2 separate regions of the Homo sapiens genome follow, and region 1 is linked to region 2. Evidence: read pairs that join two places in POLR2A ChIA-PET (ENCODE). Cell type or tissue: PC-3. All regions are shown on one strand. Each heading gives the region's core, and the rest is flanking DNA. Links, peaks and the distances in the headings are about the cores only. Region 1 overlaps SLC16A14 (solute carrier family 16 member 14). Region 2 overlaps FBXO36 (F-box protein 36).

Region 1 (15,910 bases), core at 4,595-12,594, 65 kb before region 2:
TAGTGCCTTTGACACCCAGAATGGATAGTTTTTTTACATCACCCTCTGCCATGGCAACAAAATGATTTTCAGTAATAATCATGTAATGGTCAGTAATACTCATTATGTTATTGTTCTTCTGTGTTAAAATAATTAAAAGAATATATTTCAATTTTAAAGATAGTGAGCCGGGCAGAGTGCTTCATGCCTGTAATCCCAGCACTTTGAAAGCCGAGGCAGGAGGATCACTTGAGGTCAGGAGTTCAAGACCAGTCTGGCCATCATGGCGAAACCCCGTCTCTAATAAAAATACAAAAATTAGCCAGGTGTGGTGGCACATGCCTGTAGTCCCAGCTACTCAGGAGGCTGAAGCATGAGAATTGCTTGAACCCAGGATGCAGAGGTTGCAGAGAGTCAAAATTACGCCACTGCCCTCCAGCCTGGGTGACAGAGCAACACTCTGTCTCAAAAAAAAAAAAAAAAGATATTGTTCAAATTGAGTAAAACATTTCAAGTATTAATTTAAAATGTCACTTTCCAAACCAAGGTTTTGTACCTCGCAGTCTTCACTGTTTCACTATTTTAAATTGTAAACTAGAATCTCCAAGTGAGTACATAGAGTGACACAAGTGAAGTGACTTGAGATCTGGTTCTTTTTCTGGACAATAGTTGTGCTGGCACAGTTCACCTAGAGTGTTCTGAGAAAGGCGGCAACACATAACACCACAGGGGTTGTGGGTGTGGATTTTGCCAAGTGGGTATTGTTTTGCCAACAATTCTGAACTCTTAGGGGCTTCCTCTCCCAAATAATGTGTGTAGCTGGGACTACACATGTGCCAGGGTCAACTGTAAAACCAGGAGTTCTTGAAATAACTTCCATGTAGAATACAATGTTTACAAAAGGATGAGAAATTAGAACCAGCTAATTTGAAGCATACATATACATAATTAAAATTCAACATAATTGGAACTTAGACCAGCTAAACATTTTTTCAGTGTAATTGTCTAGAATTGCTGGCATGTAGTGATGATTTAGAAAGCAGACCAACTTTTAGTTGTTTGTTGTTTTTAAGTCCTCCAGCTTATTGCAAGCTCCGGGGCAGAGTGCTCCCTGGCTCTGTCCTTGGTGCTCCATGGCCATAGCTGGGCAGTGGGACCCTGCAGGGCTCAACTTGACCTTTGGAACTGCCCAGCAATCATTTCCACTTGTTGTAGGCAACAGTCTTTTCCATTATTCTGAGCATTAAGTCTCCTACACAACCTCTGCCCTCCTCATTCTCAGCCGATAACCTAACTTCCTGCTTCACCAAAGAAATTAAACCATCAGATGTGGTTTTCCATCCCACTACCATCATAGGTTCATCCACCCCCTCCTTCCTCCAGACTCAGAGGATGGGTCTCTCTTCCTAATAAAGACCAATCTGTTTCACCATCTCCAGGATTAGTCATTATCATCATAATATCTCTCTCTCTCCACCCCCGACTCCTGCTCCTTATCCTCAGTCTTTATACACACACTTAATTCTCATCCCCTCCCCCCAAAAAAAACCATGAAAAATGAAACAGGCCAGGCACAGTGGCTCACACCTGTAATACCAGCATTTTGGGAGGCTGAGGCAGGAGGATCGCTTGAAGCCAGGAGTTCAAGACCAGCTTGGGCAACATAGTGAGATCCTGTCTCTCCATACATACATACATACATATATACATATGAAAATTAGCTAGGCATGGTGGCATGTACCTGTAGTCCCAGTTATTCAGGAGGCTGAAGTGGGAGATCCCTTGAGCCCAGGAGTTCAAGACTGCAGTGAGCTATGATCACACCACTGCACTCCAGCCTGGGTGACAGAGCAAGACCCTGTCTCAGGAAAACAAACAAACAAAAGAGGAGCTAGCATCCTCTAGCTCCATCTAGCCTCCCTCCTCTCATTCAAACATCTTGAGAGATAGATCTATGCAAAGTACCCATCTCATTATGTCCAATGGCTGTTCATTATGTACAAGATAAACTACAAGCTCCTTATTTGGCTCACAAGGGCCTTGCATGATCTAGCTCCTGCCTACCTGATAACCTCACCTGGTGACCTGTATGTCACCACAGTATCTATTCAAACTCCTTAGTCTGATACCCTATTTTTGAAGTAATTTTCTAGTAACTAATTAAGTTCCCTGTGTAAATACTAGGAATGGGGTTGGGTGGAGGGGAGTAAAGTATGAGTCTTGTATAATGAGACATAAGTACCACCATTATTAGAAAGCTATGTCTTTCATTGTAATCAATTGGACTTATCAGTCTCTCCTGAGCTGGGTTAGTATGAGCCAGACCCCCTGAGGCTAATCCACTCTGGCTGCACTGAACAAATTAACACTTGCACCCACAAAAACTGAGAACCAGATCCTCTGCTAGGGACCCCACCAAGGTGAAGCTACACTGAAAGGCTGCCTGAAGCCAGATCTTCCTTCTTTGACATCTTTCTTGTCACCTGTCAGTATCCATCTCTATAAGGGAGACAGGGTATGGGCTTTGGAGTCAGGACTAACTGGGGTCAAATCCTAGTTTCCCAATTGACCATACTAAATACAGGCCTTAGAAAATCACCTTACTTCTCTGAGTCTATTCCCAAGATTGTAATACCTATATATGTGATGGCTGTAAGATGAAACAGGTTTCATAGAAGCACTTGCTCCTGGGAAACAGTAAGGAGTGTTTTCAAATCTGTATGGTGACAAAGATTAACCTGAAGATCAGATGTGATACTGGAGCCACTTTGACCCTGATGGGGAGGTAGAGCTGCACAAAGAAGATGAAGATATTTTTCCTTTTGATGTTCCATGAAATTATTTGTTATATGTATTTCAGAAAAATCTTGGAAAATGTATACCAGTCATGAAGATATTGGGTATGATTTTGAAGATGGCCCCAAAGACAAAAAGACACTGAAGCCCCACCCAAACATTGATGGCGGATGGGCTTGGATGATGGTGCTCTCCTCTTTCTTTGTGCACATCCTCATCATGGGCTCCCAGATGGCCCTGGGTGTCCTCAACGTGGAATGGCTGGAAGAATTCCACCAGAGCCGCGGCCTGACCGCCTGGGTCAGCTCCCTCAGCATGGGCATCACCTTGATAGTGGGTATGTTCATGTGTGACCTGTCGTAAAACTGAATCGTTATCAAATGACAATTCCCCACTGTAAGTGATGTTTTATATTGTTGTAACATTCGATATTGGATGTTACTAGCTACTATTTTTCAATTGTGATAAAATATGCATAACATAAAATTTACCATTTTAGGCCAGGCACGGTGACTCACACCTGTAATCCCAGCACTTTGGGAGGCCAAGTTGGGTGGATCAGTTGAGGTCGGATGTTCGAGATCAGCCTGGCCAACATGGCAAAACCCTGTCTCTACTAAAAATATAAAAATTAGCCAGGTATGGTGGCATGTGCCTGTAATCCCAGCTACTCGGGAGGCTGAAGCAGGAGAATTGCTTGAACCTGGGAGGTGGAGGTTGCAGTGAGCTGAGATTGTGCCATTGCATACCAGCCTGAGAGACAAAGTGAGACTCCCTTTCAAAAAAAAAAAATAATTTTACCATTTTAAGCATTTTGAGTCCCATTAAGTACGCTCATATTTTTTCACAACCATCACCACCATCCATCTTTAGAACTTTTTTTCATCTTCCCAAACGGAAACTGTATTCAATAAACATGAATTCCCCATTCCCATCTTCCCTCACCCCTGGCCACCACCACTCTACTGTCTGTCTCTATGAATTTGACTATTATTCTAGGTACCTCATGTAAGTGAAATTATGCAATATTTGTCCTCTTGTCTCTTGTGTGATATAACAATTTAAATATTTTAAACATTTGGAGTATTTTAAAAATTGATCATTTTGGCTGGTCCAGTGGTAGTGGATTATCAGAACTTATTAATATTAGTGTCACTAAAGTTGGTATACAACCCCTGACTGCTAAATTTAACTGGCTTTAAAAAAAAAAAAACTGTCATTTAAAAAACTTTATTTAGACCCAAACTCTGTTTGCCTAACCATTATAATTCATTATGTACCATTATAAATCTCTGCTTGTTTAACATTTATGAATACTTTTAAAGGTAAAAATTTTAGATAAAACACTATAAAAGTCCAGTAACAATCTCATTTCAGAGTTCTGATATATTTTTTTTTTTTTAAGACAGAGTCTTGCTCTGTCTCCCAGGCTGGAGCACAGTGGCACAATCTGGGCTCACTGCAACCTCGGCCATCCAGGTTCAAGGTATTCTCCTGCCTCAGCCTCCCTAGTAGCTGGGACTACAGGCACCCACTACCACGCCCGGCTAATTTTTTTGTATTTTTAGTAAAGATGAGGTTTCACCATGTTGGCCAGGCTGGTCTTAAACTCCTGACCTCAAGTGATCCACCTGCCTTGGCCTCCCAAATTGCTGGGATTACAGGCATGAGCCACCATGCCCAGCCTGAGTTCTGATGTTTTCAATTTGAAATATTATTGATTTTTCATTATTGAAAAATCTTCTAAACTGTTTCTAGAAAGCTTACTGATATATAGCTAACAGAAAGGAATAACAATATATTCTTGTATTTTCTTTTTTTTTCTTTTGAAATGGGGTTTCTCCATGTTGCCCAGGCTGGTCTCGAACTCCTGGCCTCAAGAGATCTGACCACCTCAGCCTCCCAAAGTCCTGGAATTACAGGCCTGAGCCACTGCATCTGGCTGCATTTTCTTTTTTTAAAAAATTGTTTAACATGGGAACATAGATTCAAGTTTTCCTGAATATACACTCCCTATTCTTCTATTTTCTAGTTAAACCTAACCACACAGCAATCTATGAAGTCAAATCTTATACAGCTGGAGATACTAAACCTGGGAAGTTATTATAAATATAATGCTATGATGGCTAATGTGTTTCAGTTTGAAAATGAAATAACTCTTACTGTCAATTAATATTGAATAAGCATCTATGATATACTAGGGGCTTTCCCTTACATTATCTCATTTAATTTTATTTCCTTCCCTTAACAATGCTCTGAGATAACCACCACTATGACGTTTTTCAGTTGTTTCACTTAAAGGTGAAAGCCATATATTTATATCTAATTGTCTGAATTTAAAATATTTATAATATATTTTATACTGGAAACATAAACGGCCTCTAATCTTTTTCGGTTTTGTGCGAGTATGCATATGCCAGGCCAATGTGTGTCTGATTGGAATCTGTGCCTTTTCAGTGATTCCCAATTAGTAATTAATTGCTCGAATGCAATTCAGAGACTTGTTGATCTTGGCTGGCATTCAACTCTTTTTTTTTTTTTTTTTTTTTTTACTTTTTGTAGAAACAGGGTGTCACTCTGTTGCCCAGGGTGGAGTGCAGTAGCACAATCGTAACTCACTGCAGCCTCGAACACCTGGGCTCAAGCGATCCTCCCACCTCAGCTTCCTGAGTAGCTAAAACTACAGGCATATGCTACCATGCCCTGCTGATTTTTAAAACTTTTTGGTAGAGATGGGGCCTTGTCATATTGCCCAGGTTGATCTCAAACTCCTGGCTTTAAGAGATCCTCCTGCCTCAGCCTCTCAAAGTGCTGGGATTACAGGTGTGAGCCACTCCACCAGCAATGTTATTTTTGATAATACAAACAATATTAAAGCCAGGCACGGTGGTTCACGTCTATAATCCCAGCACTTCGGGAGGCTGAGGCGAGCGGATCACCTGAAGTCAGGAATCTGAGACCAGCCTGGCCAACATGGTGAAACCCTGCCTTTACTAAAGATACAAAAAATTAGCCAGGCATGGTGGCAAACGCCTGTAGTCCCAGCTACTCGGGAGGCTGAGGCAGGAGAATTGCTTGAACCCAGGAGGCAGAGGTTGCAGTCAGCCGAGATGGCGCCACTGCACTCCAGCCTGGGCAACAGAGTGAGACTACGTCTCAAAAAAAAAAAAAAAAAAAACACCAATATTAGTAACAATGGTAGTCCTAATGATAGACAACAAGGACAAAGTGTTATTTCTCAAGTTGTGTGGCACATGTGTGTGCAAGTGTGTATGTTTACTGGAAGGGAATTAATACGGATAGTTTTAAAATTAAATAAAGGCACCATTATGTATGTCAGAAAATTACTGATAAATCATTTTTGTCTGTAACATTGTTGAACTGACTTCTTCAAATCTGCATTGTTTTGTTAAACTAGGACTGTTTGTCATAGGAAACACGCAGGTAGGTTTATTTCAGTGTCGGGCTTCAAGTTTTACGTCAGTTGTAATTCTACTTTTCTCAATAAGTTAGTAAAGGAAAACTGTGTTTCTAGAACACTTAAAATCCAGCTTTCTTTCTTTTTTAAAAATATATTTGTAAGGGGTTAAACAAAACACATGTAGATTTAATCTTGGAAGTGTATGCACGCAGTAACATCAAAAAAAGACTCAGAAGAAGGCCAGGATATGAAATGTCCCAATATTTTCCAAACCATCCAATAAGTTGGTCTTAGATATTATGTTTCATAAGTCCTATGAAAATAAGCAACAGAAACTAGTTCTGAAATTATTGGATATGGTTTTAAAGATGATCCCCAAAATAAGAACCCCTAACTCATGGTGAAATGTGATGGTCATACTTAATTTAATTGACAGGTAACTGTGTGTTCAGAATTTTGTTTGAGAGTCCCTGAATTCCAGACTGTGGAATTTCAGATTTTAGACTAATCTTTCTACAGGGAAAGCTGCCTGCCAGATAAACATTTTTTGCTGAGTTTCAGAAATCATAACATAACACAGCAGGCCTCATAGTTATATAAATGAAAGGTCTTTTATTCTATCTATTTACCTAAAATTATTGTCCATTATCCCAAGCTTCCTGGTACAGGGTGGCTGCAGATTTGTTGAGCAGCCTCAGGGAAGCTTTCCAAGCCAGAAACGCGCAGTAACAGCTCTCCTTTATTTAGCACGCACTGCATGCCACATGCACGTTAATGTACATGATCTCATTTGATCCTACAACACTGGAGGCCAGACCATTGTCTGTATCTTACAGAGGAAGAATATGCAACACTCAGAGACATTAAGTAACTTACTGAAGGTTGAACAGCCAGTAAGTGTAGAACTGGCTTTAAACCTGGTCCATGGGACTCCAAAATTGTGTCTACTATGACACTGCCTGCCATTACATCAAATGAGAACTGAAAACATACTTGAAATGAATAATACAAATGGTTTTTACGTTCTAATCATTGTAAGCACATTTGGGCTACCTGTTAAATTTAGAAAGGTCCGTGGTTTTTTCTTTTTTTCTTCTTCTTTTTTTTTTTTTTCTGAGATGGAGTCTCGCTCTGTCGCCCAGGCTGGAGTGCAGTGGCACGATCTCGGCTCACTGCAACCTCTGCCTCCTGGGTTCCAGCGATTCTCCTGCCTCAGCCCCATGAGTAGCATGAATTCATCACCATCCTGCAGAAGGTCCCAACTTTTAATAAAACGTAATCACCTCATTTGTATTGTAAACCACAAAATATCTGAGACTGGTCTCAATCAATCCGGAAGTTAATTTAGCCAAGGGTAGGGAGGTGCCCAGAAGAAATAAACACAGAATCACAGAAACAGTCTGTTACCTGTGCCTTTCTCCAAAGATGATTTTGAGGACTTCAACATTTAAAGGGGAAAAGGGGGCTGGAGGAGAAAGGGAGGGTACAGTCATCCACGTGTTGCAAGAGAAAAGGTGCAGATAGGGGAATCATCAATTTTGTATTCATCTCACACTCAGTAAATCAGCACTTTTACATAAAATAAGGTGAACATAGAGTAGCTACCTGTGGAGCTATATAACCCTTTCTCTGTGACTAACTGCTTAGGAATAAAAGGAAAGGCAGTTGCTTGCATGACTCAGCTTTCAGCTTAATTTTTTTCTTTTGGCAGAGTGAATTGGGGTGCCAAGTCTGTATTTTCTTTTCACAGTATCTACAGCAGCCTTTGTGAGGCTAGCTCTGAATCATTCTTGGGGGATGCCCTATTGTTGGGGGAATCCACAGGCTACACAAGATAAATGACTTGCTAAATCACTTTATAGCAGTGATTGTCAATCTTGATTGCACATCAGATCCACCTGGGGAGCTTTAACTTCCCCCCCCACCTCAGGCTGCACCTGGGATGGGCTCCAAGTATCAGGATTTTTTTTTAAGCTCCTAAGCAACACCACTGTTCAGCTAAGGCAAACAGTTCATTGATTTAGAGGCTCCTAACTCTTTACTATGGTGAGGGGTTACCCTAAGAGACCTGGAGTTCAAAGCATCTGTAACCATCCCTGAGAACTGCCAAGGCTCACCTGTGATTGCTCCTCTACCAGCGCTTTTTTCCAACCTGTCAGCTGCCAGGATGGGTCAATAAAATATAACTTCCTGAGGGTGTTCCCCACAGCAGTGGGACACTTTTTTTTTTAGATGAAGTCGCACTCTGTCACCCAGGCTGGAGTGCGGTGGTGCGATCTCAGCTCACTGCAACCTCTGCTGCCCAGGTTCAAGCGATTCTCCTGCCTCAGCCTCCCAAGTAGCTGGCATTACAGGCATCTGCCACCACACCTGGCTAATTTTTGTAGCTGTAGTAGAAACGGGGTTTCACCGTCTTGTCCAGGCTTGTCTTGAACTCCTGACCTCGTGATCCACCCACCTCGGCCTCCCAAAGTGCTGAGATTACAGGTGTGAACCACCACACCTGGCCAGGACACTTTATTACAGTGGGAAATGGTCCAAGATTCAGATTTCTTCTGAAAATGAAAAAGTCAGATAATGTGAATAATCTCATCCTAAAACACTGAATTACTCTATAAAAGTGTGAGTCATGGTCAAAGGATTGTATCTCAATTGTATGATTCCCCCTTCTCCTTAGATTGTGAGGGGACTTCTTTTATTTTCTGGAAATGGTGGTTTGATTTTGGCAATGCTAGTGGACCATCAGTAAACAGTGGGTAGAAAATGAAACTCAGCTGGCACAGTGGCTCACATAATCCCAGCACTTTTGGAGACTGAGGCGGGTGGATCACCTGAGGTCAGCAGTTTGAGACCAGCCTAGCCAACATGGTGAAACCCTGTCTCTACTAAAAATACAAAAAATTAGCTGGGCATGGTGACAAGCACCTGTAATCCCAGCTACTCAGGAGGCTGAGGCAGGAGAATCGCTGGAATCCAGGAGGCAGAGGTTGCAGTGAGCCGAGATGGCACCACTGCACTCCAGCCTGGGCAACAAGCGTGAAACTCTGTCTCAAAAAAGAAAGAAAGAAAGAGAGAGAGAAAGAAAGGGAAGGAAGGGGGGGAGGAGGGAGGAAACTGAGAGTCAAAAAGCTTGGGTTTTTATTTTTTTTTCAATGTACATATATTTTATAACCATGGAGAAGTCACAGCATTTCTGGGTCTCGCTTGGCTCATCTGCAAATCATAAATGACTGAAGCCCCAGCATGCGAGAGTTGATTAAGTTGTAACAGTGCCTGGCTGTTTAGTTAATGTTTTTAGCAGTTAAATAGTTATACTTTTTTAAATTTATAAAATTCCTCCAGACATGAATATTTGCACTGAGTTTGGAATTTTCTCCCTTTTTTTTTTCTCAAACGCCTTTTTAATGTAATGTTTCATAAAGCACCTCAGAAAAATTTGCTTCTGGGCCCTTTCTGTGAAGTGGAAAATATGATTGTGCTACTGAACTGTGATCTGTTGACCTTTGAAAAGGCTACAAACAGCAAACTGACAAGTCATGCATTTTTCTTTTTTTTACCCACTCATCCAAGCTAGGCATAGTCAAGTAACCATGGGTTTAGAAAAACAAAAATAAAAATGTGTAAAGAAATCAGACAAGTATCTCTAACTTACGGTATGTGAATTTCAGTTAACCCCAGTAATTCCATCAGATTTTTTATCAGTGCATTTATTTTATATATTATTTCTATAATGTGCATATTTAATAACAAATAACATTTATATAAAGTATGTTTAGGCCGGGCGCGGTGGCTCACGCCTGTAATCCCAGCACTTTGGGAGGCCGAGACGGGCGGATCACGAGGTCAGGAGATCGAGACCATCCTGGCTAACACGGTGAAACCCCGTCTCTACTAAAAATACAAAAATTAGCCAGGCATGGTGGCGTGCGCCTGTAGTCCCAGCTACACGGGAGGCTGAGGCAGGAGAATGGCGCGAACCCGGGAGGCGGAGCTTGCAGTGAGTCGAGATCGCGCCACTGCACTCCAGCCTGGGCAACAGAGCTAAACTCCGTCTCAAAAAAAAAAAAAAAAAGTATGTTTAATATATTAAGTCTATTCTAAGGAGTTAATTTACTGAATTATTTCCTGTAATGCAACAGAGTTAATTAAATTAATAAGTCTTCACCTTCATAGTTTTTAGGATTAGGCACCCACAAAACCACTAGACAAAATAAACTCATTAGCTGACTGTACCCAGATATACACATGAATATAGTTAGAACTTTAAAGGAAACTTTATTTCAGTTTAAGCCAAAAGGGAAGCTCTTTAAACAAGTTTTTAATATAGTTCATCTGCATATAAGGTTTCATAACTTTGTAATGATCAAAAATAAGATAATTAAAATATGCCATCTTACTGAATATTGAGTACTAGCTCATATAAATCTGGATTCCTATTTAAACAAGGAATCATTGATCACAAGATAAGCTTTCAGCTTCAGTGACATCAGAAATTACTACAAAATCAGGAGGAGAATAAAGAAGGTTGACAATTAAGAACTAGAAAGTCAGCCAGGTGCCATGGCTCAAGCCTGTCATCCCAGCACTTTGGGAGGCCAAGGCAGACAGATCCCTTGAGCCTAGAAATTCTAGACCAGCCTGAACAACACGGCGAAACCCTATCTCTATAAAAAATACAAAATTAGCAGGACATGATAGCACAAGCCTCTAGGCCCAGCTACTTAGGAGGCTGAGATGGGAGGATCGCTTGATCCCAGGGAGGTGAAGGCTGCAGTGAGCCGTGATCACACCACTGAACTCTAGCTTGGATGACACAGTGAGACCCTGTATCAAAACAAAAACAAGAAAACAAAACAAAACTAGAAAGTCAGCGTAAAGGAAACAATCAGAATGCGTCTCATAAAATACTGTGCTGCTGTGAGTGTTGTCACATTTTACACAATGGAAATGGATTCCCGAATCTCCATAGCCTGATAGGTCTGGTCAGAGACTGTGCACACCAGCCGGGATGGGAGTCTGTATGAAGTGATGACAACTAGCTCTTTTCAGCTTGGTTTCAATCTGGGTATCCTCATGAAAACAGGCTATTAGTTTTCTGCCTGAAGCCCAGGAGTTCTGAAGACTCCCTTCCTGTACTCCCTTTTGGTCTCAGTTTCCTTATCTGCAAAATGGGTATAATGAAGAGAGCTTAGTTTACATGGTTGTTAAACCATTAAATGACATAATTTGTATAAAGCACTTAGCAAAGTGCTCAGTAAATGTTAGCTAACAGGTAAATATGGTTATATAGATACCTATGTAAAACATATAAGCTTAAGTATGTATCTTTTGATAGGAGGAGAAGGTGAACATAATAACCTACCGTCCATATAAATCCCCAAGTTGCTTCTTGGAATATATGTCTGTACACAGACACACACATAAAGCACTTCTGTATCCTTGAAGCATAGTTTAAAAACCATTGATTGAAGGACCCGATAACAGTTCTTTTTTTCCCTCATTATACATAATACATTTTTAATATTTCTATTTTAGTCAAAAACTGAAATGTCTTTCTATTTGGAAAGAAGCCAAAGAAATAATGTAATTGAGGCCAGGTTTAAGACCAGAGGGAAGGATAGAGACTGCAGCAAACTGGAAGGGGTGTGTCCCAGTCAAACGGGCTCAGCCACTGCACAGCTCCAACTAACTTTGGTCCTGTGGGAAGGTAGTCTGTGTTGCCACTGGACTTTTTGTGAATCCTCTTAATTTTTAAACATTGGCAACTAATTCCAGACATTTTTTAGACTTTGTATGGGATCGACAAAATGTATCCACAGGCTAGAGATAGCTCCTAGACCACTGGTTTTCTTGTAGATGAAAGAATGAATGTCTATTTATTTCAGGTCTGCCTTTCCTGAAAATCCAGAACCTTGTGCTCTCTGATGAAATTACTTAAAATCATCTTTGCATGCTAAAAATGTTTGGCATATAAAGCAATGGGGGCTTTTTGTGTCATTTAACAGCTCTAGTGACATTTTATTCTTTGTCTTCACATGAAGATTTATGAGAAAGAATAAAACGGAAGCACCTTTAGTCAATTCCTTTTCCAATGCTCTGTGACAGGCCCTTTCATCGGCTTGTTCATTAACACCTGTGGGTGCCGCCAGACTGCGATCATTGGAGGGCTCGTCAACTCCCTGGGCTGGGTGTTGAGTGCCTATGCTGCAAACGTGCATTATCTCTTCATTACTTTTGGAGTCGCAGCTGGTAAGCATGTGGCTTTTTTTAAACTCGATTTTAAATGTTTTATAAGACATCTTGGCAGTGGATTTAATTGTGGAGAAAAGAGACACATTAAAACATTCTGTTCTGTTTCCTCCCCCCCACTTCACCCCAACCCCTCCCTACACTCCTGGAAATACATTTTAACATTACATTTTAATATGCCTTAAGTGGGGGGAGCCCACCTAACAGCAAAACTTGGCCTGCCTAAGAGAATCAAATTATATTTCCATATGCCTGGTTCTAAATGCCAATGCTATCTCCAGTGAGGAATAGGAAAAGGAAGGCAGTAACGTTGACTTAGGTGAATGGACCAAAGATTAAGGAAATTACATCAGTGTGGTGTGGGAAATAAGCTAAATAATAGGCCAGGGGCAGTAGCTCACGCCTGTAATCCCAACACTTTGGAAGGCCAAGGTGGGCAGATCACTTGAGGCCAGGAGTTCGAGACCAGCCTGGCCAACATGGTGAAACCCCGTCTCTACTGAAAATACAAAAAAAAAAAAAAATTAGCCAAGTGCGGTGGCACCTGCCTGTAATCCCAGCTCCTCAGCAGGCTAAGATATGAGAATAGTTTTAACCCAGGAGGCAGAGGTTGCTGTGAGCCAAGATTGCACCACTGCACTCCAGTCTGGTTGACAGAGTAAGACTCTGTCTCAATAATAATAATAATAATAATAATAATAATAATAAAGCCTCCTGTGTGAAAATAGAAAAGAAAAAACATAAATACATAAGTAAATATTTTAAAAAAGATTAAGGAAACCAATAACGTTCATTTACTCTTTAATAATCATTTGTTTTTTTTTTTTTTTTTTTTTTGAGATGGAGTTTCACTCTTGTTGCCCAGGCTGGAGTATAATGGCACAATCTTGGCTCACTGCAACCTCCGCCTCCTGGGTTCAAGCAATTCTCCCACCTCAGTCTCCCAAGTAGCTGGGATTACAGGCATGCACCACCATGCCCAGCTAATTTTGTATTTTTAGTAGAGACAGGGTTTCTCCATGTTGGTCAGGCTGGTCTCGAACTCCCAACCTCAGGTGATCCACCTGCCTTAGCCTCCCAAAGTGCTGGGATTACAGGTGTCAGCCACAGCACCCGGCCTTATAATAATTTACTCTTTTAGCCCTGTTCAAATTCATAAAATAGCATAAACCACACATATATGTAGAGACGAAGAAGCAAATCTAGAGTACAGTTAGGTTGTCATTCCCAGTGAACAGGTTAATATTGGCTGCCAGCCACCACAATCTGCATATCCATTATGCAAAATATATTCCCAGCCACAATTTCCTTTATCAGCAGGTAGTGTGATTCACACAGATGAGTAATTACTTGTACAATTGCATTTTAAATAAACTGAATCCAGCTTGACACTCTTTTTGAGTACAGAGCTACAATGAATGCGTTAGCATAAGAGTTAAAAGTGAGCTTGGAATTCTGGCTTTTCTTTTTTCATTATTATTACCTGTGTGACTTTGGGCAAGTTATTTAACCTACTTATACCTCAGTTTCCTTACCTGCAAAATGGGTATAATGAAGAGAGCTTAGTTTACATGGTTGTTGAAATGATTAAATGACATAATTTGTATAAAGCACTTAGCAAAGTGCTCAGTAAATGTTAGCTAATAGGTAAATATGGTTATATATATAAAACATACGAGCTGAAGTATGTATCTTTTGACAGGAGGAGAAGGTGAACATAATAACCTACTGTCCATATAAATCTGCAAGTTGCTTCTTGTAATATATATCTATACACATACACACATAAAGCACTTCTGTATCCTTTGAAGCATAGTTTAAAAACCATTGATTGAAGGACCTGATAACAGTTCTCTTTTTCCCTTATTATACATAATACATTTTTGATATTTCTATTTTAGTCGTAATTGACAATGGTAAATATTTGTGGAGTCAAATGTGATGTTCTGATACATGTATATATTGTAGAATGATTGAATAAGGCTAATTGACATATCCATCACCTCACATACTTGTGATGAGAACATTTAAAATCTACATTTAGCAATTTGAAAAATATAGAATACATTAGTACTAACTACAGTCACCATATTGTACAACAGATCACTAGAACATATTCCTCTGGTTAAAACAGTTCTTTAAAAATGTCAGATGTTGGCCAGGAGCAGTGGCTCCCACCTGTAATCCGAGCACTTTGAGAGGCCAAAGCAGGTGAATTGCGTGAGCCCAGGAGTTTGAGACCAGCTTGGGCAACATGGTGAAACCACGTGTCTACAAAAAAAATACAAAAATTAGCCACACACGGTGATAGTCCCAGTTACTTGGGAGACTGAGGTGAGAGGATCATCTGAGCCTGGGGAGTTCGAGGACGCAATGAGCTGTGATCGCACCATTGCATTCCAGCCTGGGCAACAGAGTGAGTCCCTGTCTCAAAAAAAAAAAAAAAAAAAAAAGAAGTCAGATATTTTCCCTGAGTACATTAGAAACTCTTCCCTATAATAGTCCCGTGAATAGGGCTAGCAGTGGGATTTTTGTGTTATAGGCGAGGAAATAAACACTCCTTTTGCTGAGACTAAAGAGCCAGGTTGGGGTCTCTGGACACATAGTGCAATCAAGGGAGGCTTAAGACAGCAGAGGCCCTCAGAGAAGACGTTCATTCTCCCAGCTACTTGCTAAGCACGTGCCATGTGATCTGGGCAGTCCTGGGCACACCAGTGGTGAAAATACATGGTCCTGCCTGCCTGCCTGGAGCTTCTATTTTTCTGATGGGAGAATGCTGCTCCATTTTGTTATTGGAGGAACTTGTGCAGCAAAGCCTGTTGGGGAAAATGGCGGGCTAGAAACCTGCTTGGGTGGATGGTCTTTCTGCTGCTTATCCCTGGGAGCTGCTTTTTAAATAATCAGTGTTATTGCTTTGTTAGAAATAAAAAGCATAAATAGATGCTAATTAAGGAAATGCAGGTGATCTTTGCTGCGAATTCTGGATATGGCCACTGATGTTGCACTGTGTCTTTTCTTCCCCCCGTCGGCCTGTACAGGCCTGGGCAGCGGGATGGCCTACCTGCCAGCGGTGGTCATGGTGGGCAGGTATTTCCAGAAGAGACGCGCCCTCGCCCAGGGCCTCAGCACCACGGGGACCGGATTCGGTACGTTCCTAATGACTGTGCTGCTGAAGTACCTGTGCGCAGAGTACGGCTGGAGGAATGCCATGTTGATCCAAGGTGCCGTTTCCCTAAACCTGTGTGTTTGTGGGGCGCTCATGAGGCCCCTCTCTCCTGGTAAAAACCCAAACGACCCAGGAGAGAAAGATGTGCGTGGCCTGCCAGCGCACTCCACAGAATCTGTGAAGTCAACTGGACAGCAGGGAAGAACAGAAGAGAAGGATGGTGGGCTCGGGAACGAGGAGACCCTCTGCGACCTGCAAGCCCAGGAGTGCCCCGATCAGGCCGGGCACAGGAAGAACAT
Region 2 (15,910 bases), core at 4,886-12,885:
GCTTCGGGCAAGGAAGAAAACAGGACACTGCAATGGACAGCCCACTGAAACACACATATTGGGAGACAGGAAATGCAGCAAAGGCTATTACTAGAAGAAATGGAAACGCGGATGTCAGGTTGTCCTCCTTGCCCTATTCTCTCTCTCTTTTTTTTTTTTTTTTGAGTCAGAGTCTCGCTCTGTCACCCAGGCTGGAGTTCAGTGGCGAGATCTTGGCTCACTGCAACCTCCACCTCCCGGGTTCAAGTGATTCTCCTGCCTCAGCCTCCTGAGTAGCTGGGATTACAAACACCTGCCACCACGCCCAGCTAATTTTTGTATTTTTAGTAGAGATGGGGTTTCCCCATGTTGGCCAGGCTGGTCTCAAACTCCTGACCTCAGGTGATCCACCCACCTCGGCCTCCCAAAGTGCCCTATTCTCTTACGCCACTATGCTTCTGCTTGGTTGTTCCTTGACTTGGAATGCCCCCTAACCCAGATCACCTGTCTTCACCAACTTCACCCTCAAAAGCTAGATAAAGTAACCTGCTTTTGTGAAGCCAGGCAGAGAAAATCACTTTGCACTCTCTTTGTACCTTGCATACACATCCCTTGTTGAACTGATCACGCTGTATTATAATTATTTGCATTTACATGAATCTCTACTATAATACTGTAAGTTCTTTGAGGGGAGGAATGTCATTTCATCTCTGCTGCTTGTGCACCTAAGACAGTGTCCATCACAAAGTTAGTACTCAACAAATGATTGCTATGTTAAAAATTTTTTTTAGAAAGCACATGGAAAATTCTATATAGACATAAAATAATTGACCGTTACCTTTGCAAATCTGTGTGATGTTTGACAAAGCCTGGCAATATCTTCAAGATCCAGATAAGAAATGATAGTCAGGAGCAAATCGTCTGAGAGCCGTTCAAGGAAGTCAAATTTACCTTTGCACAAATTGATGACATAGTCTAATATTCTTGCACCAAATATTAAGGCAGTTTGACCTGTAATTCAAAGAAGCCAACATGGTTATCATATACAGTCACATAAAAATTATAATAACAATCAGTGAAATACAAGCTTCAGGGCATTTTTCCCCTGGGAGTGACGTTAGATGATGCTAAGTCATTCCTACTTTCACCGAGCTGCCTTTGGGACTAACTGAATGCATTTTTGAGGCATCTGTTTCCAATTTCTGTCCCTGCCCTGAGATCAGAATCTTTGAGGGACACTCACTGTTTAACACAGTGATTTCTGCATCCCCTTGATCTCATCAGCACCAAACTCCAGTCTATACCACTAACGTAATTGGTCTTGGCATTACCATTGTACTCATGGCCCCTCCAAGCAGGCAGCTATGTGGAGGAAAAAGATGCTGGTCCACGTGGCTTTTCTGCCAGCCCTGCTACTGTCCATTAGTCTAAAACACATTGTCTCCTAATTTTAGCTGACATTTGATCTCTTATTTAACTTATTTTTTTTTTTTTTAGATGGGGTCGCCCAGGCTGGAGTGCAGTGGTGCAATCGCGGCTCACTGCAGCCTCGACCTCCCAGGCTCAAGCAATCCTCCCATTTCAGCCTCCCAAGTAGCTGGGACTATTGGTGTGTGCCACCATGCCTGGCTATTTTTTTAAATTTTTTTTTAGAGATGGAGTCTTATTATGTTGCCCAGGCTGGTCTAGAACTCCTGGGCTCAAGCAATCCTCCCACCTCGGCCTCCCAAAGTGCTGGGATTCCAGGCATGAGACACCACACCCAGCCTGTTATTTTTATACATTGTGTCTACACCAAACTTTCTTCCTTCTTTACCATCTCCTTTCATCCCTAACTTCATTTGATAGGAAAAAAAAAAAATAGGAACAGGGCTGGGCACGGAGGCTCACCCCTATAATCCCAGCACTTTGGGCAGCCAAGGCAGGCGGATCACCTGAGGTTGGGAGTTCGAGACCCGCCTGACCAACATGGAGAAACCCTGTCTCTAATAAAAATACAAAATTAGCCAGGCGTGGTGGCACATGCCTGTAATCCCAGCTACTCGGGAGGCTGAGGCAGGACAATTGCTTGAACCCGGGAGGCGGAGGTTGCGGTGAGCTGAGATCATGCCATTGCACTCCAACCTGTGCAACAAGAGCGAAATTCTGTCCAAAAAAAAAAAAAAGAAAGAAAGAAAGAGAAAGAAAGAAAGAAAGAAAGGAAGGAAAGAAAGAGAAAAAATATAAAGAGGCAAAGAGAAAAACATGAATATTTCATAAAAATTATTATGATTTTTTTTTGTAGAGACAGGGTCTCACTATGTTGCTCAGGCTGGATGCTTCATAGTATTTTAACTTTTGCCTAATATTTTCTGTACCTGTTCACTTATTTTCAAATTAGGAAATAGTTCATAAAGAATCAACCAATCAATGGCCTATCTAACTATGTTTGATGTAGGAAAAAAGGATTTCCCCCCAGTTCTCTGAATAAACAAGAAATGAAAACTTGTTTGGAAGGATAGATGTTTAAATGTAAACAGTGGTTAAATGTGGTGACTTTTATTTTCTTCCTTTGGCCTATCTGTATTTTCTGATCTTTGTACAATAAACCCATATTACCAGTGTAATTTTTTTAAATATTGGAAAAAAAGACTACCTCTTTTTTTTTTGAGACAGAGTCTTGCTCTGTCACCCAGGCTGGAGTGCAGTGGCACGATCTCAGCTCACTGCAACCTCCGCCCCCTGGGTTCAAGCAATTCTCCTGCCTCAGCCTCCTGAGTAGCTGGGATTACAGGCACCCACCACCATGCCCGGCTAATTTTTGTATTTTTAGTAGAGATGGGGTTTCACCATGTTGGTCAGGCTGGTCTCGAACTCCTGACCTGGTGATCCACCCGCCTCAGCCTCCCAAAGTGCTGGGATTACAGGCATTAGCCACCATGCCCGGCCAAGACTACCTCCTTTTAAGAGAGAGGAAAACAGGGTGATGGTGGGGTATGCATATAGATCACAGGGGCCCCAAAACTGGGGGCTTTGTCAGTTTCTCTTCTCCCCTTCTGACTCTGAAAGCTCCACTATGGAGTCTTCCCAAAAATGGCTCTTAGAAGAGAAAAAGTGCACTCTCTTAGATTCACTGTCCAATATTTGGCGACCACCTTCCCTATTCAACCTGAACCATTCCTTCTGGAGCAAGTAGGACAGAGCTGTCAAGGGCAATAGGCTCCCTGCAGAAGCAGGCGGAACTGTGATCCTAGAAGTTGGGCTCTCTGATTTCAGAATGGATGTAAGGTGTGGGCTGTGTTTATGTAAAAGCCCAATCGTGCCAGCTTAGAAGAGTAGCTATATAAGATTTCTCTCCCAAACAGGTTAGCCTACATTAAGGCATTAATACAGAAATAGAAAATAGAGGCATTAAGGATTTAAGTTGCTTCTGAATTCCAAGTGCTTCCCATTCAAAGCCCCTCTAAAGTACAAGGGCCTTCTTGGGGGGTGAGGAATAGCCCTTTCAAAAACTCAGCATTAAAGAGTAGGTATTGTGAAGATCCTCTGCCCACCAGCAGAAGAAGAAGAAAAAGCAGTGCTTATTTAAAGCCCTTGACATAATTGAAGATAATTTTTGAATACTTTAAAATGACAAGAAAACATGTTCAAAGCATGCTCAAATATACTTTAGAAAGTCTCCACCAATAAAGTATTTAAAGTGTAAAAGTTGGCCAGGCGCAGTGGCTCACGCCTGTAATCCCAGCACTTTGGGAGTCTGAGGAGGGTGGATCACGAGGTCAGGAGATCGAGACCAACCTGGCTAACACAGTGAATCCCTGTCCCTACTAAAAATACAAAACAAAAAGAAAAAAAAAAAATTAGCCGGGCGTGGTGGTGGGCGCCTGTAGTCCCAGCTACTCAGGAGGCTGAGGCGGGAGAATGGCGGAGGTTGCAGTGAGCTGAGATCGTGCCACTGCACTCCAGCCTGAGTGACAGAGCCAAACTCCGTCCCTGCCAAAAATAAATAAATAAATAAATAAAGTGTAAAAGTTTTAGGACATGTACAGCTAGGTATGAAATGTGATGGTTTGAAAGTGTAGGTGGTTAGAGTATTTTGAAAAAATACTCTTGCTTTTTTGGTATTTTTAAATGTAACTAACATATATTTCTTTTGAAATTAAAAAAAGTATATTAAAACAAACTCCATTCTGAAACATAAAATCACCGCCTGCCTGTTGGATTATGTGGCAGACAGTCTCCAAGACAGTTTCAGTGACTATCTTTTCCTAAACTTACACCCCCGCATATTTCCATCCCACACTGAATAGGGCTGCCCTATTAACAAAGAGGATATTGCAGAAATGATATTCAAAGGGTAGGTCATCATAAAGGCTTCTGCTTTGCTCTTCGATCACTCACTCTGCGAGAAGCCAACGGCCATGTCCTGACAAGTTCTTTTGAAGTCTTATAGTGGCTGCCCTTAGAGACAATAAATGACCAGTGTTTCCTATTCAGATCTTAGTTACTCTCGTTAGGATTGGGAGGGTCTGGAAGAAAAAGATCTAGCTCTGTTAATAGAGATTCTTTACAGATACAAATTTTCCCCCACAAAGAACAGCTTTGCAGGGCCATTTCAAAATATGGCAAATCAACATGTTTTGGGGTAAAATATGTTGATTTTCTTCTTTGTCTCATAATGTTATGCCAGAGTCAGGTTGGAAAGTAAATTATGATATATAGGGTTAAACAAAACCCATCTGATGAGACTATGATTTGTAGGGCATGACTCCCCAGACCCCTCAGATAGGAATTTGGGCAAGATAAAAAAATCAGAGTTTAGTCCTCACTTAGCAGCACTATGGAGAGGTCCATGAGACAAGAAATTGAAACCTCCTGCCAACAACCACCAGTGATTTCTCAGCCATGTGTATAAGCCATCCTTGAATGGGATCCTCCAGCCCCAATCAAGCCTTCTTCAGATGACTGAGGTGCCATTCAACCCCATGCAAGTCTCCTAATCAGAACCACTCAGTTAAGTTGCTCCCAAATTTCTGGTCCACTGGAACTGTTTGAGATAATAAACAATTATTATAGTTTTAAGTCATTACGTTTTGGGATAATCTGTTACACAGCAATAGATGATAAAGACTTGGGTACCTGCAAGAGATGTGCTGCCACAGTGGAACCTAAAATGTAAGAGTGGCTTTGATATTGAAAAGTCCATAAAAATGTGAATGAGTGTGACGAGAGGGTTGGTGAAAGCCTGAAGAGCCAAGAAGAAACCATTAGTAGAAGTCTAATGGACTCTGAGGTTTTAAAGATGAAGACAAAAGATTAAGTGAGGGCCAGGTGTGGTCGCTCATGCCTGTAATCCCAGCACTTTGGGAGGCCAAGGCAGGCAGATCACTTGGGGTCAGGAGTTCGAGACCAGCCCGGTCAACATGGTGAAACATCATCTCTACTGAAAATACAAAAATCAGCTGGGCATGGAGGCGGGCACCTGTAATCCCAGTTACTTACAAGGCTGAGGCATGATAATTGCTTGAACCCGGGAGGCAGAGGGTGCCGTAGCCAAGACTGCACCATTGCACTCCAGCCTGGACAACAGAGTAAGACTCCACCTCAAAAAAAAAAAAGATTAAATGAGAAAAAAATGCAACTTATGGGTTGTGCCATTTAGCTAAGGAAATGTCCAAGCAGAGCAGGAACATACTGCCTGATTTCTTCTTGATGCTTAAAGTAAAAGATAAGAGAAAAGAGACAAGCTAAAGGAAGGTCTCTTAAAAAGGACACAGGATTTACTGCTTTTGAACATTCTCTGCCTCTTCAGCTGTCAAACAAGCTAAAATTAAGAAGTGACTCTCAGGCAAAGATCAAATCTAGGACAATGGAAGAAAAACATGGTATAAAGAAGAAATTGGAGATGGGGAAAGGTGGCTACAAGATGCTCTGTCAAAAACCATTCAGTCAAACCTTAGGGTTTTCATGAAGCTTAACAGTGTTGTCACTCAAGAGTCAAGAGCAGAAACCCAAGGTAGAGAAGTGCTTATCTCACAGAAATATATAAGTGTGGTTTTCTCTAATGCAGTAGACCCCAATAAGAATTATGGAAAACCCATGATATTTTTAAGAGAATTATGTTGGTAAAAACACTGCCATCCAGCCTGAACTGAAAGGGTCACACGCAGTACAAAAGGAGAAGACTTTGGACCCTCAACCAGCAAGGTAGCTTTCATTCTACAGCTTCTTCTCTTGGCTTGTGCAGGGCTGCCATTTCACTGTGTGCTCACATGACTTCTTCTTTGTGAGCTTAAGGAGACAGGGAGTGAGCCTCTGGTCCGACTTCTAACAAGAACACCAATTCTATCAGATTAGGGCCCCAACTTAAAGACCTTATTTAACCTTAATTACTTCCTTAGAGGCCTCCATGTCCAAATATAGTACACTGGGAGTCAGGGGTTTGACATATGAATTTGAGGGGGGACACATTCAGTTCATAATCCTGGGAAACATTTGGAAATTTTAAACACATTTCTGAATAATTAAGGAGTCAAAGAAGATATTAGGCCAGGCACAGTAGCTCATGCCTGTAATCCCAGCACTTTGGGAGGCCAAGGTGGGCCGATTACTTAAGGTCATGAGTTCTAGACCAGCCTGGCCAAGATGGTGAAACCCCATCTCTATTAAAAATACAAAAATTAGCTAGGCATGGTGGTGCTTGCCTGCAATCCCAGCTGCTAGGGAGGCTGAGGTGGAAGAATTGCTTTGAGGTGGAGGTTGCAGTGAGCCTAGATTGCACCACTGCACTCCAGCCTGGGTGACAGAGTGAGACTCCCAACTCGGGGCGGGGGAGGGGAAAAAAAAGAAAGAAAACCCAAGAGACTGTGACCAGTAAATAAAATGAATTCACTGATTAATTAAGAAAAGGAAACCTTAACTAAAGTTTCAGGTCTATACTGCTTTACAGATTAGCTTTATAAACTCTCAAAGAATTATATACCAATCCATATGGTATACAATTTGTTCCAAAGAATAGAAATAGAAGAACTCCCCAGCTCAAATTAGGAAGTTGTGCAAACCAGCAATGATGGTAGGCAAAAGGAAAACTGTATGCTAAACTTTACTTAGGAACATATGTGGTAAAAATTCTAAACAAAACATTAGGAAATTGAGTTCACCAACATATTAAAAAAGTAAACAAATTTTGACCAGTAGGATTAATCCTGGAATGATCCAAGGATGTTATAACTTTGGTAAATATCTTACAGAATTTGCCATATTAACGTATTTTTTTAGATAACCATCTCAAAAGTATAGAAATTATTTCATATAAATATTTCTAACATCTATTATAAATGAAAACTCCTAGAAAGCTAGTAATAAAAGGGAACATCCTTAACCTGATAACCTGATATACAGAAGTTACTAAAACCCAATAACAGTAACAATAATAATGAATGGTACAAATATGGGTTGGTATCATCTTCAATATTTGCCAGGTACTGCTCTAATATGTATATATATAAAGTGTGTGTGTTATATATATTATACAATATATATAAGATATATCATATATATTATATAATTTAACCCTCACAATGACCCTATTGGATGGGTACTATTATTATTCCCCTCTTATAGAGGAAAAAAAGGAGTTCTGGAATATGGAGAGAACTTAAGAGAGAGAGAGAAACTAGGAAATGAGGAACAGAAAGGATAAGTGGCTGTTCAGGATCACACAATGAGAAAGCGGCAGAACTAGGATTGAACCCAGGGAGTTTGCTCTACAATGCACCCTCCAATCATGATGGTATATAACCTCTAATGTCAGAAATAAGACCAGAATGCCCACTATCACCATCTCTATTCAGCATTGTTTTAGAGGTCACAGAAAGAACAAAACAAGGAAAATATAAAAATACATCATGAGCCGGGTGCGGTGGCTCACGCCTGTAATCCCAACACTTTGGGAGGCCGAGGCGGGTGGATCACGAGGTCAGAAGTTCAAGACCAGCCTGGCCAAGATGGTGAAACCCTGTCTCTACTAAAAATACAAAAAAAAAAAAAAAAAAATTAGCCAGGCGTGGTGGTGGGTGCCTGTAATCCCAGCTACTCTGGAGTCTGAGGCAGAGAACTGCTTGAACCTGGGAGGCAGAGGTTGCAGTGAGCTGAGATCACACCACTGCACTCCAGCCTTGGCTAGAAAGCGAGACTCTGAAACAAACAACAAACAAAATATATCATGGCCGGGCGTGGTGGCTCACGCCTGTAATCCCAGCACTTTGGGAGGCTGAGGCGGGCAGATCACCTGAGGTGGGGAGTTCAAGATCAGCCTGACCAACATGGAGAAACCCTGTCTCTACTAAAAATACAAAATTAGCCAGGCATGGTGGCACATGCCTGTAATCCCAGCTACTCAGGAGGCTGAGGCAGGAGAATCACTTGAAGCTGGCAGGGAGAGGTTGCAGTGAGCCAAAATTGTGCCATTGCATTCCAGCCTAGGCAACAAGAGCTAAACTCCATCTCAAAAAAATAAATAAATAAAAATAAAAATACATCATGATCAGAAAGAAAAACTGCCATTACCACAAAATGATCTGAATGTCAACATACAAAAGTTGACGAAAGTCAAGAAATCCTACTGAAAAAAGATCAGTATCATTTCTTTATATACCAGAAACCATTAACTCAAAATTATAACTTAGTAAGCATTTATCTTTTGGCCAGCAATCTCACACTGAAATGATCTGTGCACACAGTTATTCATTTTGGCATTATCTGTGATACGAAAAGATTGGAAACAACCCAATTTTTATCATTAGAATTTTGATGCCTACATATAAAGAAATATTATATGCAGATAAAGCATATATATGATATGTATATAGTATATGCTTTAGTATAAAGCATATATACTCTATTAAAGCATAAATACTATGCGGTAAAAAAAAAAAAACAAAAAAAAAAAAAAACAGGCCAGCATGGTGGCTCACGCCTATAATCCCAGCACTTTGGGAGGCTGAGGTCACCTGAGGTCAGGAGTTCGAGACCAGCCTGAGCAACATGGAGAAACCCCATCTCTACTAAGAAAATACAAAATTTGCTGGGCATGGTGATGCATGCCTGTAATCCCAGCTACTCAGGAGGCTGAGGCAGGAGAATCTCTTGAACCCATGAGACGGAGCTTGTAGTGAGCTGAAATCGCGCCACTGCACTCCAGCCTGGGAAACTAGAGTGAAACTCGGTCTCAAAAACAAAAAAACAAACAAACAAAAACAAAACAAAACAAAACAAAGAATATCTCCAAAGACATGAAGCGATTTCCTGGATATACTGGTGAAAAGGTAAAGTGTTGAACAGCAGGAGCAGAATGCTATTTGTGTAAAAAACGGGTACCAGAATATAAACATATTTATGAATTTGTTTATATCTGCAGAAAGAAACACTGGAACAGTAAATAAAAGCAAAAGTGTTTACATCCAGGACAAAGCTATTACTAGCTTTCTAGGAGTTTTCGTTTATAATAGATGTTAGAAATATTTATATGAAATAATTTTCTATACTTTTGAGATGGTTATCTAAAAAAATACGTTATAATTTTGAGTAGATTCTCTGACCACATGTAATTTAGCTAAATATTAAGAACAAAAAAAGTAACTAAGAAATCTCCAACTACCTGTAAATTAAACAATATGTTTCTAAATAATCTAAGGGTCAAAGAAGAAATCAAAATGGAAATTAGAAAATGTTTTAACTGAATGAAAATGAATGAGAATAAAGACGCAAGTTATCAAAACTTGTCTATGTAGGTAAAGCAGCAGTTAAAGAAAATTTAGAGGAGAAAAAATGGCTCTAAACAATGATTTAGGCAAGGTGCAGTGGCTCATGTCTATAATCCCAGCACTTTGGGAGGCCAAGGTGGGAGGAATCGCTTGAGGCCAGGAGTTAGAGATAAGTCCCAAGACCAGCCTGCGCACCATAGTGAGACCCTGTCTCTACAAAATTATCCAGGTGTGGTGGTGCACACTTGTAGTCCCAGCTACTCCAGAAGCTGAGGCAGGAGGATCACTTAAGCCCAGGAGGTTAAGGCTGTAGTGAGCCATGATCACACCACTGCACTCCAGCCTGGATGACAGAACAAAACCCTATCTCAAAAATAAAAAATAAAATAAAATGAATAAATAAATAATGATTTATACTTCCATCTCAAGAAGCTAAAAAAGAACAACAAACCAGACTTAAGGAAAGTAGTAGAAAGGAAATAAGGGTAAGAACAGAAATCACTTTTTAAAAACTCACAAAAACAAAATCAACAGAGCTAAAAGTTAGTTCTATGAAAAAAGTTAATGAATGAAGTAAACCCCTGGCAAGATTAATTAAGAAAAAAATTAGAGAAAATGTAAATTACCATTATCATGGAATGAAAAAGAGAACACACTACAGATCCTCAGACATCAAAAGAAGAGGATATTATGAACAGATTACAACAAAAAAGTGACAATTTAGATGAAATGAAGTAAATAGGACAAATGTTAACATCTTTTGTTAGTGGTATTGAGTCTCTGTAACGTTCTTTTTTTTTTTTTTTTGAGATGGAGTCTCGCTCTGTTGCCCAGGCTGGAGTGCAATGGCCACAATCTTGACTCACTGCAGCCTCTGTCTCCTGGGTTCAAACGACTCAGCCTCCCAAGTAGCTGGGATTACAGTTGTGCGCCAACACGCCTGGCTAATTTTTTTATATTTTTAGTAGAGATGGGTCTCACCATGTTGGCCAGGCTGGTCTTGAACTCCTGACCTCAAATGATCTGCCCACCTTGGCCTCCCAAAGTGCTGGGATTACAGGTGTGAGCCACTGTGCCCAGCCAGAGTCTCTGTAATGTTCTTTTCTGTAGGTTTAAAATATTTCTGAATTTGAAAACTTTTAAAGAGCAAGCTACAGGATACAATGCATAAGATTCTTCTTTTTGGCCGGGTGTGGTGGCTCACACCTATAATCCTAGCACTTTGGGAGGCTGAGGTGGGTGGATCACCTGAGGTCAGGAGATCCAGACCAGCCTGGCCAACATGGTGAAACCTCGTCTCTACTAAAAATACAAAAATTAGCTGGGCATGGTGGTGGGTGCCTGTAGTCCCAGCTACTCGGGAGGCTGAGGCAGGAGAATCGCTTGAACCCAGGAGGCAGAGGCTGTGGTGAGCCAAGATGGCACCACTGCACTCCAGCCTAGGCTACAGAGGGAGACTCTGTCTCCAAAAAAAAAAAAAAAAAATTTTTATGTTTATTTTATTTTACTTATTTATTTATTTTAAGATAGGGTCTCACTCTGTTGCCCATACTGGAGTGTAGTAGCACAATCACAGCAGCCGTGACCTCTTGTATACAAGTGATCCTCCCACTTCAGCCTCCCCAGCAGATGGGACCACAGGTGAACGTGAATCCACACCCAGTTAATTTTTGCATTTTTTATACAGACAGGGTTTCATCACATTGCCCAGACTGGTCGTGAACTGCTTGGGCTCAAGTGATCCTCCAGCCTCGGCCTCCCAAAGTCCTCAGATTACAGGTGTGAGCTACATTGCCCAGTCCTTTTTGTGTTAATATATAACATATTCTTGTATGTATGCATAAACCATTTTTATAAGGATATAACAGAAACTCCTAATGATGGTTGTCCTGGAACTAGAAACACAGGGTCAGAGGGAGACTTATTTTCATGCTAAAACTTTTCATTTTTATTGTATTTATTTATTTGTTTCGAGACAGGGTCTCATCCTGTCCCCCAGCCTGGAGTATAGTGGCACAATCATGGCTAGCTACAGCTTTGACCTCCTAGCTCAAGCCATCCTCCCACCTCAGACTCCCAAGTAGCTGGGACTACAGGCATATGCCACCATGCCCAGCTAATTTTTTTAATTTTGTATAGACAGTGTCTCACTATGTTGCCCAGGCTGGTCTTGAACCCCTGGGCTCAGGCAGTCCTCCCACCTTTGCCTCCCAAAGTGCTGGGATTACAGGCATGAGCCACAGTGCTTAACCTAAAACTTTTCAAATTCATTTAACTTTTGTTTTACTATGTGCATTATTTCAATTTTTAATCTTAAAACATCAGTTAATAATAAATGACAAAATGTAAGATTTTATTTGGATTTGCCTTCTCTGCTCTGCAGCCCAGAGCCAGCCTCCCAGGCTCCTACCTCCTGCACTCTCCCACCTCACCATCCACTTGCAGAACCCAACCCAAGGTATGCAGAAGCTAGAGATCAAGGCTGAAGACAAAGGGCAGCTGATCAGAGAGGGCAGCAAGGAGGGGAGGAGTGTTGTAAGAGGTGTTAGTTAGGAATGAGAAAATAAAGGCCCAAGTTAAAGGCTGACGTATAAGTCTAAAAAAGAAACCTAGAGAAAATGGATTATGGAACAAGGCATGGTGGCAAAAGGGGTAAGAAAACACCTACCTCCTATTGGATGGAGTATAATTAACACAGCAGTTTTTTGGAGGGCAATTTGTGAGGATAAGAAAGTAACTGGTATTTTACGTAAATTTTAAATTACTCTAAATTGAAATATTGTGACATCAAAATATTAATGAAGTCTCATTTTAGGTGCAAATGTTAAAATAATGTAAATCACACAACTTAAAATTCTTTCAAGAGTAGCATAATTATAAAGTTGGCATAATTATTAAGGTCAAATGTGTTGCAAATGCCATTTGCGCTGCATCCTGTGGCAGTGGCATGCGAGCCAGTTCACAGAAAGACCATCCTTGGTCACGTTAACCCTGAATTCTGCAAGATTTTCAAGAATGCACCCCTCAGATAAAATCTATCAAAATTTATAAGGTATATCTCTTTGGATATAGCAATTCCCCCTGTAGGAATCCATATTACTGACATTCTCATGTAAGTGTGCAGATATAGATGTCCCAGCATGTACCTAAAGGCTTCAGTGAGAACAGCAAAACCTGGAAACCATCCGAAAATGCCCATCAATTGAGGATTGTGTATTTGTACCCACAGAATACCATACATCCTTGCAAAAGAACAGGGGACTTTATGTACACTAACAGAAAAATAATCATAATATATGAAGAGCAAAACAAGTTAAAAACCTAAAGATTAGGCTGGGCGCGGTGGCTCACGGCTGTAATCCCAGCACTTTGGGAGGCTGAGGCGGGCGGATCACAAGATCAGGAGATCGAGACCATCATGGCTAACATGGTAAAACCCCGTCTCTACTAAAAATATAAAAAATTAGCCGGGCTTGCTGGCGGGCGCCTGTAGTCCCAGCTACTTGGGAGGCTGAGGCAGGAGAATGACGTGAACCCGGGAGCGGCGTTGCAGTGAGCCGAGATCACGCCACTGCACTCCAGCCCGGGCGACAGAGCGAGACTCCGACTCAAAAAATAAAAAAAAAATAAAACCTAAAGATGTAATTGATTTGATTTTTTTTGTTTGTTTTTGAGATAGAGTCTTGCTCTGTTGCCAGGCTGGAGTGCAGTGGCATGATCTCGGCTCACTGCAACCTCCACCTCCAGGGTTCAAGCGATTCTCCTGCCTCAACCTCCTGAGTAGCTGGGACTACAGGCACGTGCCACCATGCCCAGCTGATTTTTGTATTTTTAGTAGAGACAGGGTTTCACCATGTTGGCCAGGATGGTCTCCATCTCTTGACCTCGGGATCCACCCGCCTCGGCCTCCCAAAGTGCTGGGATTACAGGCGTGAGCCACCGCGCCCAACCTGATTTTATTTTTATAAACATATATACAATTCAAACAGAAAGAATTCAAATACAAATGAAACTATTTAGAATGGTCGTCTCTGGGGAAGGGAGCTTGGAGGAGAGAAACAATTTTCACTTTTTAAATATTAAAAACTCCAACAGCTGGAATTTTTTGAGTACTTATTATGTGCCAGGCAAATTCTAAGCACTTCATTCAATTAGTCCTCATAAGGATCCTGTGAGATAGATGCCATTATTATTCCCATTATCAGCAGTTGAGGGAACTGAGACCTAAAAAGATTAAATAATTTGGTTAAGGTCACATACCTAGTGGGTTTAGGGCCAGGATTGGAATGGAAGTAGTCTGTATTAAGCAACATTCTTATTCACATGCTAACAGTTCTGTATACTTGGTAGTGTTAAGAGTAATGTTTAAATTAATAAACATGACAGTTTTGATTCTTAAAAATGCAAACCTGGGCCAGGCTGAGTGGCTCATACCTGTAATCCCAGCACTTTGGGATGCCAAGGCAGGTAGGATTGCTTGAGCTCAGGAGTTTGAGACCAGCCTGGGCAACATAGCAAGACCTCATCTCTACTAAAAAATAAAAATAATTAAATTGGCTGGGCATGGTGGTGTGCACCTGCACTCCCAGATACTCAGGAGGCTGAGGTGGGAGGATTGTTTTGTTTGTTTTTGTTTTTTTTTTGAGATGGAGTTTTGCTCTTGTTGCCCAGGCTGGAGTGCAATGGTGTAATCTTGGCTCACTGCAACTTCTGCCTCCCAGGTTCAAGCGATTCTCCTGCCTCAGCCTCCCGAGTAGCTTGGATTACAAGCATAAGCCACCACGCTTGGCTAATTTTGTATTTTTAGTAGAGACGGGGTTTCTCCATGTTGGTCAGGCTGGTCTCGAACTCCCGGCCACAGGTGATCCACCCACCTTGGCTTCCCAAAGTGCTGGGATTACACGCATGAGCCACCGCGCCCGGCAGGAGGATTGTTTGAGCCCAGGAGATGGAGGCTGCAGTGAGCTGTGATTGCACTACTGCACTCCAGCCTGGGCAACAGAGTGAGATCCTGTCTCAAAAATAAATAAAATAAAAATGCAAATCTGTTAAAAAAATTCAGCAACGTTTTTGATTTTGCAATTTAGTAATATAAATCACTGTGGTAGACATAATAATGCCCGTCCCCAAAGATGTCCATGTCCTAATCTCCAGACCCTGTGAATATGGGACCTCACACGGCAAAAGTAACTGTGCAGATGTGATTAAATTAAGGATCCTTTTTTTTTTTTTTTTTTTTTGAGACAAGCTCTTGCTCTGTCTTGGGTCACTGCCACTTCTGCCTCCCAGTTTCAAGCGATTCTCCTCCCTCAGCCTCCCAAGTAGCTGGGATTACAGGTGCCCACCACCATGCCTGGCTAAATTTTGTATTTTTAGTAGAGACGAGGTTTCACCATGTTGGCCAGGCTGGTCTCAAACTCCTAACCTCAAGTAATCCACCCGCCTCAGCCTCCCAAAGTGCTAGGATTACTGGTGTGAGCCACTGTGCCCAGCCAAATTAAGGATCTTGAGATGGGAGATAATCCTGGATTATCTGGTGAGCCTAATGTCATCACAAAGTTCCTTATAAGGGAAAGACGAAGGCAGGAGAGTCATAGTCAGAGAAGGAGACATGACCACGGAGGCAAGGTGAGAGTGATGCCTCGTGAGAAAGACAAGACCTGCCATTGTTGGCTTTGCAGATAGAGGAAGGAGGCTGGGCACAGTGGCCCACGCATGTAATCCCAGCACTACGGGAGGCCAAGGCAGGCAGATTGCTTGAGCTCAGGAGTTTGAAAGCAGCCTGGACAACAGAGTGAAACCCCATCTCTACAAAAAATACAAAAAAATTAGCCAGGCATGGTGGCACATGCCTGTAGTCCCAGCTACTTAGGAGGCTGAGGTGGGAAGATCACTTGAGCCTGGGAGGTGGAAGTTGCAGTGAGCCAGGATGGCCCCACTCCACTCCAGCCTGGGCAACAGAGTGAGGCTAGGTCTCTCAAAAAAAAAAACAAAAACAAAACAAAAAACTCAAGTGTGTGGCACCTCACCCTGTCACTCTCTTGTTCCTGCTCCTGCCATGTAAGACACCTGCTCCCTCTTTGCCTTCCACCATGACTGGAAGCTTCTTGGGGCCTCCCCAAAAACAAGCTGCTATGCTTTCTGTACAGCCTGCAAAACCATGAGCCAATTAAACCTCCTTTCTTTAT

What was found. ChIA-PET counts read pairs that join two places held together with the same protein. Peaks named below come from ENCODE experiments on the same cell type or tissue, not always from the same donor. Only the 100,000 strongest peaks of a DNase experiment are listed, where the experiment ranks them.
Region 1: POLR2A ChIA-PET joins it to region 2 with 10 read pairs; 3 of 35 experiments call an interaction of 5 or more read pairs at or near these places.

What each region holds. Positions count from the first base shown.
Region 1 is chr2:230,046,296-230,062,205 of GRCh38, reverse strand. It overlaps SLC16A14 (solute carrier family 16 member 14), which reads left to right. Exons shown (of 5, transcript NM_152527.5): 2 at 2,840-3,112; 3 at 12,302-12,445; 4 at 15,484-15,910. The coding sequence starts at 2,854. It overlaps LOC107985996 (a long non-coding RNA gene), which reads right to left. Exons shown (of 2, transcript XR_001739919.3): 2 at 10,452-11,357. It also overlaps the pseudogene RNY4P19. Among named protein-coding and RNA genes, the nearest start is that of SLC16A14, 15 kb to the left of the region's middle. RefSeq lists an enhancer at 15,001-15,910. In PC-3, for the core only: no CTCF peak of the experiment used is centred there; a DNase peak (open chromatin) is centred at 7,915; H3K27ac peaks cover 1,844 bases.
Region 2 is chr2:229,981,831-229,997,740 of GRCh38, reverse strand. FBXO36 (F-box protein 36) reads right to left here. Exons shown (of 4, transcript NM_174899.5): 3 at 818-990. Among named protein-coding and RNA genes, the nearest start is that of FBXO36, 67 kb to the right of the region's middle. In PC-3, for the core only: no CTCF peak of the experiment used is centred there; no DNase peak of the experiment used is centred there.